2 separate regions of the Mus musculus genome follow, and region 2 is linked to region 1. The links are chromatin contacts, found by Hi-C or POLR2A ChIA-PET in ENCODE. All regions are on one chromosome and are shown on one strand. The core of a region is the stretch at or near the end of the contact, and the rest is flanking DNA. Distances in the headings are between cores, read along the strand shown. Region 1 holds the start of Spsb3 (splA/ryanodine receptor domain and SOCS box containing 3). Region 2 holds the start of BC003965 (cDNA sequence BC003965).

Evidence for each region. A loop is a pair of places that touch in the nucleus more often than their neighbours do. ChIA-PET counts read pairs that join two places held with the same protein, here RNA polymerase II (POLR2A).
Region 2: a loop to region 1 is called in a map of heart, with 4 times the contacts of the local background. The contact joins the promoter of BC003965 here to the promoter of Spsb3 in region 1. A Hi-C loop is called at or near these places in 1 of 37 maps with a recorded cell type or tissue (heart). POLR2A ChIA-PET finds 5 or more read pairs at or near these places in 1 of 5 experiments (embryonic stem cell).

The regions. Positions count from the first base shown.
Region 1 is chr17:24,884,979-24,891,354 of GRCm38, reverse strand. Spsb3 (splA/ryanodine receptor domain and SOCS box containing 3) reads right to left here and starts at 4,681. Exons shown (of 7, transcript NM_001163751.1): 1 at 4,595-4,681; 2 at 3,438-3,575; 3 at 895-1,072; 4 at 600-787; 5 at 420-522; 6 at 219-344. The coding sequence starts at 4,675. Nubp2 (nucleotide binding protein 2) reads left to right here and starts at 5,005. Exons shown (of 7, transcript NM_011956.3): 1 at 5,005-5,076; 2 at 5,518-5,636; 3 at 5,738-5,936. The coding sequence starts at 5,049.
Region 2 is chr17:25,179,887-25,186,467 of GRCm38, reverse strand. BC003965 (cDNA sequence BC003965) reads right to left here and starts at 1,907. Exons shown (of 2, transcript NM_183150.2): 1 at 1,828-1,907; 2 at 1-1,748. The coding sequence starts at 1,859. The coding sequence ends at 1,370. It also overlaps a transcript of Percc1 not described here.

The sequences.
Region 1 (6,376 bases), core at 3,432-5,931:
AGGAAGGCTTAGCCTGAGTGCCATGTGGGTTGGGAGCCAGGAAGCTCCTCCTACAAGGCACCACGGTAAGCAGCTCAAATAGTCTGAACACAGAAAATACTCTGGTCTGGCCTGGTAACCCCAATCTGCTTCAGGCCTGCCCACCCTCCCTCATCTGTCAGGAGCCTCAAGTCAGACTGCCTGGCCCCACCCCTAAAGGCTCTACAAAGGTACCTCACCTATGCACTTCCTGTTCTTGAAGAATGTCAGTGTCCCATGCCAGGTGTCCAAGTGCACACCAATAATGGAGCCCTGGCCAAAGCGTGAAGAGAAGCTCGTCTTGTCACCTTTGTGGTGGAGGAGCCCTGCGAGGAGCAATGGGGTGATCCTGGGAGGTCTGCTGTACTGCCAGCCCCACCCATGACCCAGGCAACACCTACCAGTGTAGGAGAGCCCCCAGCTGTCCTCATCCCTGCCCAGCAGGCTGCAGAACGTGTGGTGGTACTTGTCCAGGTCTACATCCGACGTCCCAATGCCCACCATCTGTAAATAGTGGGCCTGGACAGTTAGATGCCTAGCGGCAGGGCCCATGGCATCTACCCTCTTGCTTGGCCATTTACCATGTCTGTGCCATACACTGGAGAGGTCATCTTGATTTCCCAGAAGTGTTGGCCATCCCCTAGCTCCTTGGTGCCCCGAATGGCTGCAGTGCCACAGCTATACTCCATGTGAAAGCTGACCTTGCGATTATCACAGCTCAGCAAGGTGGCTGAGGACTTGTTCAGGTCATCCCAGACCCAATCAAAATCTGTAAGACAGAGGGCCTAAACTAGGGAGGGCTACAGCTAAACGGTGCCTGCCTGGTCCCAGGGAACCTGCCCAGCCCTCCACACGTCCCAGCGGCAAGACACGTACCCTCATCCTCCTCACCACACCGGCAGTCCTTGCCACGGTGTGCTGTGTGCAGACTGTTGCAGAAGGTAGCCTCATTCTGGCCCTCGCAGTCACAGAAGGACTCTCCTGTCACAGGCACAGCACTGGGGATGGATGGTGGCAGGGAGGAGTACTCAGGGTCAGAGTCGGAGTCGCTGTGCTGGAAGGGAGGGAAGGGGTAGGTCACTCTGTTTATGACAAATCCCTTCTCAAATCCACCAGAGAAGCAGCCAGACACCTGGCGCTCTCCAGTGCTCAACATAATCAACCTGAGTGCTAAGACTCCAATGAGATGGGAGGTGGCCCTAGGGGAATGGCTTCTTACTTGGCTTCCTCTGCCCCATTTCCCCCCAGAAGGTCTGACTACCATAGGCCACACAGCATCCACTACCTGTCTTCCCTGGGTAGTTCATGGTCTCCTAAAGCCCAGGGCTGCTGCTGTCAACAAGGTCTAGCATCTGGCTCCACTCAGGCTAAGACATGGGATGTGTGTCTCCATCCCCTGCAAGGGCACTGGAATCAAGAGGAGCAAGCATGCTCCACAAGGTCTAATGGACTAATGCTCCAAGCTGCAGCAAACTCTTCCAAAGATGCTCTCAGGCCTCAGAACCTAGCTGGGGGTGAGGACACAGCTGAGCTGGTCAAGTTCCAGCCACTGACTGACCAATCAACTCTTGCTATTCAGCTGCTCTGCAGGCCCTTGGATCCCTGTTTTGGTGCTAGGGTTCAGGCTAGCTGACTTGACAGTCCCTGAAGTTTTGGCCTCTACTTCCTGAGCTGCCCTGCTGTGCTCCACACAGTGGTCCAGGAGCCCCTCTAATGGCGACCACATCACAGTTCTAACACCCACCCTGAAGTTAGATCTATTTACAGCCATATAGCCATCCTGCACTTCTCTACAAGGAAGCATTCAACCACCAAGAGGAGCTTGGACCACGTTCACTCTGTATTCTTTCTCTTCACAATACTCAGGGTGTCCACCATTCTGGTCTCTGGTGCTTTTTCAAGTTCACTGGCTCCTCAGGAAGGGCCTCAAAAAGTCTAGAGATGGAGAACCATCATGGTGGATGTATAATATCATGAGAAGTGAAGAAATGTCCAGCAATAGGCAGCCGAGTCGGGACTGAAAACCAACATCCAATTCTGGGTACTGTGTGCTGAAATAGGGGCGTATAACCCACAAGGAGCCAGCCCCAGTTTGGTTAGTCAACGTTAACTAAGGCCACTCCGAAGCCAAACAGACCAGCTCCTTTGCCTGGAGGGAAGGCTCATACCTCAGAGCAGACCTTGTACCCCACTGGCAAAGATGGGATCTTCTAGAGGCAAGGCAGATCCACTGAGTAAGAAGCCAATCTGCCTAGGACAGGAGGAAGGGAGGAGGATGCTCAACCCAACCCAGGCCCAGGAACACCCACAGCTACCTGCCACATGACAGACAACAGGCATGCGTGTGTCACTGTGATGACTGAGGCTGTTTCAGGTGCATCATTAGGAACTGGAGGTGTAGCTGAAAATTTGGGCTGACTCAAGCTCAAAAGCCCCCAAGAAGGGCCTGGGGCACTGCTGACCTAGTAAGTAAATCAAGTTTTCCTTATAATCTGGTGATCCAATGGGCTTCTAGAAGGGAGCCTAACTGTAACCCTAACCCGGCTTCAGAGAGCTGTAACATCAGAGTAGAGGCAGTACAGGGCAGAGCCAGAACACCAGTCTGGTACCAGCAAGTCAGTAGCCACCTACTCCCAGGAGCCAAGTCAGGCACACTGGGCTGGGTATCTACCTTGTGCTCAGAGACTCCAACAAAGGAAGTCTTAGGACATTTGAACTTCAAGAACTATAAATATTATAAAGAAAAATCATGCACTGATGACCCTAAGGGTATCACATGGTAGAGAACTGACTCCAGCGACTCCTGACCTCTACACGTGTGCCCACACACAATAAACTGTCTCACGTCCAAGGCCTGCCTGTGTTACAGTGTGAGACCATTTCTGAAAATAAAACCAGCAGGGATAGTGACACATGCCTTTGATCCCAGCACTTGGGCAGTTCTCTTGAGTTCAAAGCCAGCCAGGTATATACAGAGAAACCCTGTCTCAAAAACCCAAAAAAGATCACAGATCCTATCATATACAACACACATGAAATACAGCATTTGTGTGACAAAAACATCCAGGGTGATCCAAATGGCTCAGCATATGTATGTGTGCTACTGCACGTCACGGACAACCTAAGCTTGCTCCCCAGATACCAAATAAAGGTGTAAGATAGAACACACATACAAGGCTCCTGACCCATTCACTGTGGCACACAATAATAAAATTGGCAGGCCTGGTGAACAAGCATTGTACAGTAACCAGCACTATCCAGAACTTTCGATCCCTGTCTCTTGTCTTGAGGCCTGACATACCTCAGGCTTTACCAGACCAAAAAGCACCACATACCAGGACACAGCTCAGCTGCCTGGCTCAGTGTCTTTTTCACCCAACATAGACACTGGTTATCCCCACCTTGCCACTTCGACCTACCTGCCCATCAGAGTCATAGCCCCAGTTAGAGCTGCCTGCCAGAGCCACAGCCCGGGCATCTGTATCTCGGCGGGCTGCGCTCAGGACGAAATGCCATGCCCTGCTACTCCGTGTACGCCGGGCCATAGTGGAGAGAACCTGGAAAAAAATAACTGTAACTTTAAAGACATGTAATGTATCAATGTCCAAACAAGGCCCAAATCTACACCCCACAACTCTGCCCCCTGCCACTTCTACCTGGCAGCCTAAGCCATGGATCCACCAAAGGCTGGGGACTCCAAGCCCTCAACACTGAGCTCTGAGCTCCAGAAACTCCCACAAGCTCGTACCTGGCTCGAGTATCTGAGCACCTCAATCAAGCCCAGGGCGATGGTGTGAAACACAACCCAGACACCCATGACTTTGGATGTGTCCCAGCCCATCTCTGCATTCTGTTCAGGAGCTGTTGCCCCTCAGGCATTTGACACTTAACTTGCTCCTCCTCCGCGGTCCACTTTGGCAAATGGCATCCACAGCATCCAGTTCCTCATGCCAGAAACACCGCTGTCATCCACTCCTGACACCCCTCCTTGCCATTGGAGACCCCCACCGCTTCCTGCACCACACAACTCCCTCTCACCCATCCGGCTCTGCACACTACAAACTCAGTCTTTGATACAACCTTAAACTCACTGGCTTGACATCGTTCTTGGGACAAAATGAAAGGCTTTGAGAGGTCCGGATCTCCTCTCCCGAGTGGACTGTCTTTGTCTAATAGTCGACTCTGTCCTAGCTGCCTCCTGTCCCCCTGTAGACCCACTGTACTACCCTACCTCGCCCCGGCCATCCACAAAGAAGCCGGGCGGGGCCGCGCACAGCACTCCACAGCAGTTGGGTTGGCTGAGCGCCGTATAAGAACACACAGTAGGAACCCAATGAATGAACCAGAGATGTCCCTGGACGTAGCCACGCTCGGCCTCCGCGGGGCTGAAGGTTGCTTCCCTCGCCAAAGGCTCGCGGATCTCGCCACAGCGATGCCGTCCCTGACGCCTGACTCCGAGGCCCCCGCCCAGACTCCCGAGCGCCACCGCCAGGGAACAACGGGTGGCCGGCTTGACCGCCTGCAAGGTCAACCCGCCGGCCGCCGGGCCTGACCGGGCTGGGCCGGCGCGGCTCACCTGCGGCCAAAAAGCTCCCCCGGCGCTGACCCACTTTCCGTTCCGGCCGCGACGCAAACAATCCCCGCCCCCGCCCTGCATTGGCCCGGCAGCCGAAGGCGGGCTCTATGGCAGCTTCGCGCGGGGGCGGGTCTCGCGAGACAGGACTGCTGTCAAGAGGCTTGCACAAACTGTCAATCCTGAACCAAAGTTTCTATTGGCCCTCGCTAGAGCGGTCAAAAAAAAAAAAAACTTTCGCATGACCATTGGACAAATATAAGGAAGTGTGTCCGTGCCCGTGGCGTCATCATCAGTTGCCAGGATCGGGACCTCCTTGGGTGATCTGATTGGCTGGACGGTGAATGACTAACCTCTCAAAATGAGTAAGGGGCGGGCTCTTGTCACCATTGGTTCAAAGGCTGCGAAAGTTTGGAGAGGAAGCGGAAGAGAGCCGCGAAAAGCAACTAGTAGCGGAATGGAGGCTGCTGCCGGTGAGCGTGCAGGTCGGTCAAACGCGAGGGGTTGGGAAAGTCTGAAGGCGAACCGCGTGCAGGCCCACGCCAAAGCATCCCATGTCCCCTTGTTTACTGAGCTAGCCGAGTGTCGCGATGCACACATCGGCGGTTATATCTGCTCTAAGACCTCAGCCTCACGCCTTTCCGAGAATTGGGGGCCCTGCTTCCCTAGAACTGGAAGTCTCTAGTGTGGAGTCTGCGTTTGTGCGCGGGTGTCGCTTAGCTGTGATCATCTACTCTGTTAGTTTCCTCTGTGTCTGTTAAAATTAGCTGGCAGTTTGAAGTGAGCGTTCACGTGTGCACGTGCCTTCAGTTGCTCCACTTCAGACAGAAGTGAGGCTGAGACAGGTCTGGGGCTTCTAGAAGACCTACCCGCGTGCCTTTGTCTTTGTCGCTCTCTCAGACACCCCAACTCCTGTTTCTCACCAGAACCCGGGAACCTGGCCGGGGTGCGACACATCATCCTTGTTCTTTCTGGAAAGGGTGGCGTTGGGAAAAGCACCATCTCCACGGAGTTGGCCCTGGCTCTGCGCCACCAGGGCAAGAAGGTGAGGCCTGGACCAGGGTTGACACCTGTTTCATTGTTGTCCCTAGCTCCCAACAGGCTTGGCAGACTTCTTTCCACCCCTCAGCATCCTCCTCCTTGCAGGTGGGAATCCTAGATGTGGACCTGTGCGGTCCCAGCATACCACACATGCTCCGTGCACAAGGCAAGGCCGTGCACCAGTGTGACAATGGCTGGGTGCCTGTCTTTGTGGATCAGGAGCAGAGCATCTCCCTTATGTCTGTGGGGTTCCTGCTGGAAAACCCTGATGAGGCCGTGGTGTGGAGAGGTCCCAAGAAACATGGTAAGAACTTAGTGAGAAGCAGTGCTTCCTCCCTTCCTCCAACTCCTCAGTGCCTCTTTACTGAGGCCGCTTTCCCCCATCTCGTGCCTACTGCCATTGGATAAAGCCAGAAGCTGGCCCTGGCCTGTATTGGAGTCTCTTTCCCATTGGAACGCTTCTACTGCGCATAGATGTCCACCCTTCAGGGTATATATACCTCTGGGTTTCTCCCAGCCTCTGGATGGAGAATATGACATGAGACCAAGATCAAGGGAGAAGCTGTGCTCTGCATTTGTTGTGAAGCCATCAGGCACTCCTTAGATAGGAAGGGATCTCCCTTCTGAGAACCCTCCCTACGGGCCCTCACTCAAGCCAAGGGTCTAAGGCCGCACAGTGTGCAGTGGATCCCAGTGCTGAGCTTTAAGCGGGTAACATTGAACCATCCTAGCTGCCATGAGAGA
Region 2 (6,581 bases), core at 658-3,157, 300 kb before region 1:
AATTCATTGGGCTGAAAACAATAGGAAAAACACAAGCTACAGTCTATTTGGGAAATTGGAAAAGCATAGCACAAAAAATAAATAAATAAATAAAATAAACATTTAAGTAACCCTTTAGCTAACACACCTATTCTCCTATCCGTAAAATAGATGTGAAACTCAGATCTGGTGGTGCTCGCCTTTGATCCCACCACTCAGGAGGCGGACGCAGCCTCTGCCTCTGAGTTCAAGGCCAGCCAGGGATACAGCCAGAATTCCAGGATGGCCAGGGCTACATAAAGAAACCTTGTCTTGAAAAATTAGAAAGGGGGAAGGAAAGAAAAAAAACGAGAAAGCAGAGGTGTAGTGAGTGTCCCCACTTATTCTGCTCACGAGTTCAAATGCCCACATCACTTCAGATAAGTTATCAGCCTGGCAGCACTGAGAACCCACTGCATGAAATGTAACATTTTTTTTTTTTTGCAAAAGCAATTCTATGTGAGCTGGAAACAGACCTCATTGGTAGGATAGCACAATAGACTCCTGAGTTCAATCACAACACTGTGAAAAAGACAGAAACAAACAAACAAAAAAAACCAACCCACTATATTATTGATGTTTTGTTTTGTTTGAGACAGGCCCTCCCTACGTAGCCCAAGCAGACCCCAAACTTAGGATCCTCCTGCCTCAGTTTCATAAGTGTTGAGATGACAAGCATACCCTACCACTTCTGTCAAGTTTTTAAGTTCTCATGTGGGAATGAAGAGCAGAAGAGAAAAAAAAAAAAAAAAAGATGGCAGCAGAAGCAGGAAGCAGGCTGATATCTAAGTCTACAGCAAGGCTGGTTTACATAGCCAGTTCTAGGCCTGCCAGAGCTAAATAGGGGGACTGTGTTTCAAAACAAAAAAACCAAAGCCTACTTGATGATGAAAGGGGAGGTGAGAAAATTGAGTTCATTAGACTTTACCAAATGTATTTTCCATTTGTTAGTTTTTAAAATAGCTTCAACTGATGTTGCACACATATAGGTAATTACACTTCAGCAGTTAGTCTGTCTCGGAAAGCGAATGAACTGCAGGTAACACCTCCACCAGATGAACGCTGGAAACATGATTAGGCTGTATGAACACATCATAACTCAAGAGCATAAGGTGCACCCAAAACCTTTTCTAGGAACCTCAAAAGTTCTATGGACGTAATCACTGGGCATTGGTGTTCGGCAAAGATCAGATTTCAAGCCTCCAACTTTGTGCTGTGTTCTTGTGTCTCAGCGCCAAGAGCGCCATCCAAGTCCTTTAAGCAACGAGGACATGCGCAGAACCAGTTCAGAAATCGTCAAATTCAACAACGAAAGGACGGCTGCCTAGTCCCTTCCTCAGCACGCACCCTGTTACGTTCTAGCCCCGTAGAGGGCCGGAGCTTCAAGCTCCTCCGGAGGACCTTCCGGCTCCTCCTCGTCCTCCTCTTCCAACACCTGCCTCAACCACAGGTCCATGCCGCTCTCCTCCCTCTGGTAGCACCATACAACCAGAGCCACGAGTGTGAGGGTGAGCGGCAGCACTTTCCACCAGGGCCGCTGCTGCGGCTTCCCCAGGGAATGCTCCACGGTCCAGCGGATCGGGGTGGCTTTGCTGCCGGAAAATTGGATCGGGAGGTTGGGGTCGTCGTCCTCCTCTTCCCTGTCTGCAGGCTGAGCTGGAGACCGGCCACGGGGCGGCGGATGCAAACTTCGCGAAGCCCAGCCCACGAGCCGCAGAGCCCGGACCGCTCTGGAAGAGAGACAGCAGTAAGCGTCCCGGAGCCACGGCCACCTCCCACCCTCACGCACCGGCACCTCACGGCTCTCACCCCGCAGCCCGTGAGCACAGGACACTGTTCATAGCGACCTCGACTCGCACGCTGAGGCGCACCGCGCTTTCGTCACTTCCGTCGCACAAAACCGGAAGCCGAACTTCACATCCAATTTCACGACTACAAAACGTGGGTCCAGCGGCGCAACGGAAATGATGCATTTCCTCTCGCTAGCTCTTCCGTCTCCGGCCTCGCCCTGATCACTATCTGGACGACTTACGGGTTTGTGTCGTTCTGGGTCCTTCCATTGAGACCTGATCCGGCGCGGCGGATTGAAAGTGAAGCAGACTCGGTTCTCCGAAGAGCTTGGCCCGAGGCTGTTTAGTGTGATGCCCAAGGACTTGAGAACCCGTGGCATCTGCTGGCTTCTTTCCAGGACCATCGTCCGGGAGGGACTTGGTCCCTGTTCTCCATGAGCGCATCTTCCAGTCTTAGCGCTCCATCCGAGCTCTCAGGCACGGAGGCGGGAAACCCTCGCGCCTTAAACGCCTCCCGGCCTGGCCGTCCCTTTGAAAAGGCTTGTAGAAACATCACCTCCACCTAGACTATCCCAGGTCCCCAGAATCCATTTGCCTTCAGGAAGAATGGAAATGGCTCTGTGTAGACCATAGGCTGACCAGATCTCGGACAGCCTACAGGGAGGCGATTCTGAAATTACACTCCCATAGCTAACGTGCACCTGGCCTTTTGATCTGGAAGCTGATTGAAGCTCTGCATCGTCAGAATCAGCCAGGCAACCTTGTAATCCCAATACTGTGGAGGCAGATAGAAGAGAATCACTGGTCCCAAGTACTACACAGCTTAACATCAACCCAATTTAAAATACAAAAAAAAAAAAAAAAAAAAGAGGATCAGCCCTAAAGGTGTCTGTCTTCTTAGTACCTGTGCTGTGTAGAAGCTAGAGTGAGTTATATTACACCTGGTCTTACCGCAGGGCTCAATAATGATTATCACTCCGATTTTATTCTTGATCTGTAAACCAGTGACATGAATAAAAACAAAAAAACACCTCTTCCTCTATCTCATGGGGCTGTGAGTTCCTTTCTGGGCAAGCAGAGTCCCCATGATTTATTTTGCTCAGGAGGGTGTCTGAGGGCACCACAGCATGCATGACAAGGGAGAAGTTAGGCAGGAAAAGGACCCTTCAGCCTTTGGCTGTTAGTGATGTAGATATTCCTGCTAGAGTGAGGGCCAGTCTTACACAGCACTCCAAGAAGGTAGAGGGTGCCCTCACTAGGCAGCATAGAGGGGAGACACACAACTCACAGTGCAGCAACCTGGCTCCTGAAGACATGAAGTTCAGCTACAAAAACCCAGCCCAACTGTCCTGTCTTCACTTGAAACTCCTCTGCTGGGGGACTGGACTTGAACTTCTCCCCATGCAGGGAAATAGGGGTCTGATATCAATTGGATCCAGAAGCTTGGGGGGGAAATTTACACCTGTTGCAACTGCAGGATTTGGGAGCAGCCTGCAAACTCACTTGCCTTGTTCCCTGCAGGTGGTTTTGCCCGCTCTTTGCTCAAGGTCTCCCACCTGGGGAAGCACACTCTGTCATCCTGAAGGTGACCATAGCTTTTGGATGTTTACTGCTTTGTGGGAAAGAAAGGGTCCTGGGAAATGCCCTTACTCTGAGCTGTAATCTAGCCCAGGATGGAACAAAATCAGGAGCCTCCTGTGACCGGGAGCCACTTACTAACGGGAAAAGCCTCACACTCCACTCTGTTCTTCCTCAAGGCACTCTCACTGAGTTAGAGCAGGAGCAATGATAGAGATGTCGGGAGCCCAGCAACACCTGTGAGGTTCCCCCCGCCCCATACACTAAGAGGCCCAACCCAGGACCCTGACTAAGAGCTGCTGTGTCAACAGAGGCACCTGTCTACCAAGGTCCTCCTCCCTGGGCCCCACCCCACCTGTTCCATCACAGAACCCCACACTGCTACACCAGTTTCCTAGCAAGGACCTCACAGCACCTAGGCCCTTAACTATAGGGAACATGCAAACCAGGGTGAGCTTTCAGAAGGAAATGGAGCTTAAGGGCCCTAAGGTGTAACGGGAATCAGGCTTCCTGGATTGGATACTGTAGGAGAGCCAGGCTCAAGCTGCACAGGATAGCCCATGGGACCAGACAAGGAGGTACAGCAAGAGTTAAGAGTTTCATCCTTGGGTGGGCTAGCCTCTGACAATGACCAATGAGCCCATCTCAGTCTCAGTGACTGTCTCAGATCAGAGGCAGAAAGAGACATTTTAGGGCTGGCAAGACAGGTGGTTCAATCTGTGAAGTGCTCACCATGCAAGCATGAGGCCCTGAGCTGGAGCCTTACCAGACACATAAGAAGCTCTATGTATGTTTGTAATTCCAGCTCTGGGGATGCAGAAAAGAGGGATCTGTGGAGCTCTCTCATTACCCAGTATGGCTTAACTGCCAAGTCCCAGGTCCCAGTAAGAGACCCTCGCTCAGAAACAAGCTAAGTGGCTCCTAAGGAACATAACCTCTAGACTCCTTGCACCTGCACACATGGGACCTACACACATGCACACACACGCACACACGCACATACACGCTCGGGAGCACACACACACACATGCACACACACATATGCACACACATGCACACACACATGCGCGCACACACCCCAATCACATATCTTCCTGGGGCTGGCATTGCTGTACTGGAGTGAACAGTGTTCCCATGCCTGAAAACAAGATTGGAACCTTGCTTAGTTGCAAATGAAATGGTTTACAAAGATGTCATACTGGTGAAAATAGGCTGTTAATTCATTGTCAGGATTTTCAGAATGTGGTTTCAGATGAGAAGGCAAGGCAAAGGGCAGTAGGAAAGTCCCAGGATGTTAGGAAGCGGCAGCCAAGGATTCCCCCCCCCCCGCTTCCCCCCCCCCCCCCCGCTCCCAGAAGGAGGGAGAGAGACCGGGAATAATCTCCCCAAACTGTAGCAAGGAGCATTTGAAATTTCAGGCTTCCAGACTATTAGGAATACTCTTTTTAAACTTTTTACAAATATTAAGCTGGGCAGTAATAGCACATGCCTTCAGTCCCACTAGTTGGGAGGCAGAGGGAAACCTGATCTATGGAGTGAGTTTCAACACAGCCAGGGCTACACAGAGAAACTCTGTCTCAAAAAACCAAATGAGCCAGCAGTGGTGGTGCATGCCTTTAGTTCCAGTAATTGGGAGGCAGAGGAAAGCAGATTTCGGTGAGTTCAAAGCCAGTCTGGTCTACAGATTGAGTTCCAGGACAGCCAGGACTAGATAGAAAAACCTTGTCTTGAAAAACAAAGCAAGCCGGGCGTGGTGGCACACGCCTTTAATCCCAGCACTTGGGAGGCAGAGACAGGTGGATTTCTGAGTTCGAGGCCAGCCTAGTCTACAGAGTGAGTTCCAGGACAGCCAGGGCTATAGAGAAACCCTGTCTCAAAAAAAAAAAAAAAAAAAAAAAAAAGCAAAAGAAAAGAAATGAATTTTAAGTCTAGTTTATGTGTATATGTTTTGCAATGTGTGTATGTATGTTGTAGTATGTATGTATGTATGTATATATGTGCTCTGTGTATGTGTATACAGACTGGTGTATACAGAGCCAGAAGAGTTCACTGGATCCTTTAAAACTGGAATTAGGTTCAGTTGTAAGATACCATGTGGGCACTGGGAACAGAACCCAGGTCCTTCTAAGAACAGCAAGCACACTTAAATGCTGAGCCATCTTTCCTGCCACACATGGCTGTTGTTTAAGTTACCAAGTTTATGGTACTCAGTCACAGGACCCAGCAACTGGTACAGACACCATTTCTCCACATCCTGCTTCTGACAGCACCTGATCCAGGGCAAAGCCTTGGACTCCATTCCTCAGCTATCTGCTCCTTAACAAACTGTTAAGACCCACTCTTCCCAGTAGGCTATGCCACAGGAGCCTGGCCAGGAATCTGCAGAAGGAGCAACTCTTCAGTAGAAGGTCTAGGATGTGATGCATGTGGAGCCACTGCTGCACCCCTCAGGTACATAACCAACACCTAAGCCCTCATTATTGCAAAGCACACAGGGAAATTTCACAGGAAGCCTAATGTCTCACTAATGGGAGGCAGAGGCGGCAGCAGCCGTCAGTGGGCTTAATGGCAGGGCAATTTATTGTAGCTCCACTTAAGAGCTGACATATTGGAGCTATTGATTTTACCAGGAAGATAGATACCAGGTGCCTGGGGGCAGGCAGGTCTGTGCTTTTGTAAGGGCAGAGTCTCCCAGGGTCTGAGGCCTGACAGTGCGTGGGGGCAGGTGGGGGCAGAGGATGGGGGCAGAGTGCTTTTCTGAGCCCAACCCCAAACATATCCCAGTTAGGAGCAGATGCTAGCACATATGCTGCAGCCCCAGCCTCTTCCAGGGTCCCAAGATGGCAGATGACTAGGATGGGGTGACAGGGGCTCTACCTGGCCATTGAGTGTGTCTCTCCACTGACCCAGAGACCCCAACCACGCTTTACCAGAAACAAAAGCTTTAGCTCAACCACTCCCTACACCTGCTCTGTCCTGAACACGGGTGAAATATGAGGGTGACTCCCTCACCATGCCAAGTCCCCAGATCCTCCGTCCATTAGCACTCTAGGTCTGCCCTGGGAGAGGTCCTTCCCTTTTGCTTGGACTTAAGCATCAGGTCCTTCTTTGGCTTCCTAGCCCAGGCCTCCCATACCCATGCCAGCCCTATAGGCCCTTCTAAGGGTTCCTTTCACAGACAACCATTTGCTGTGT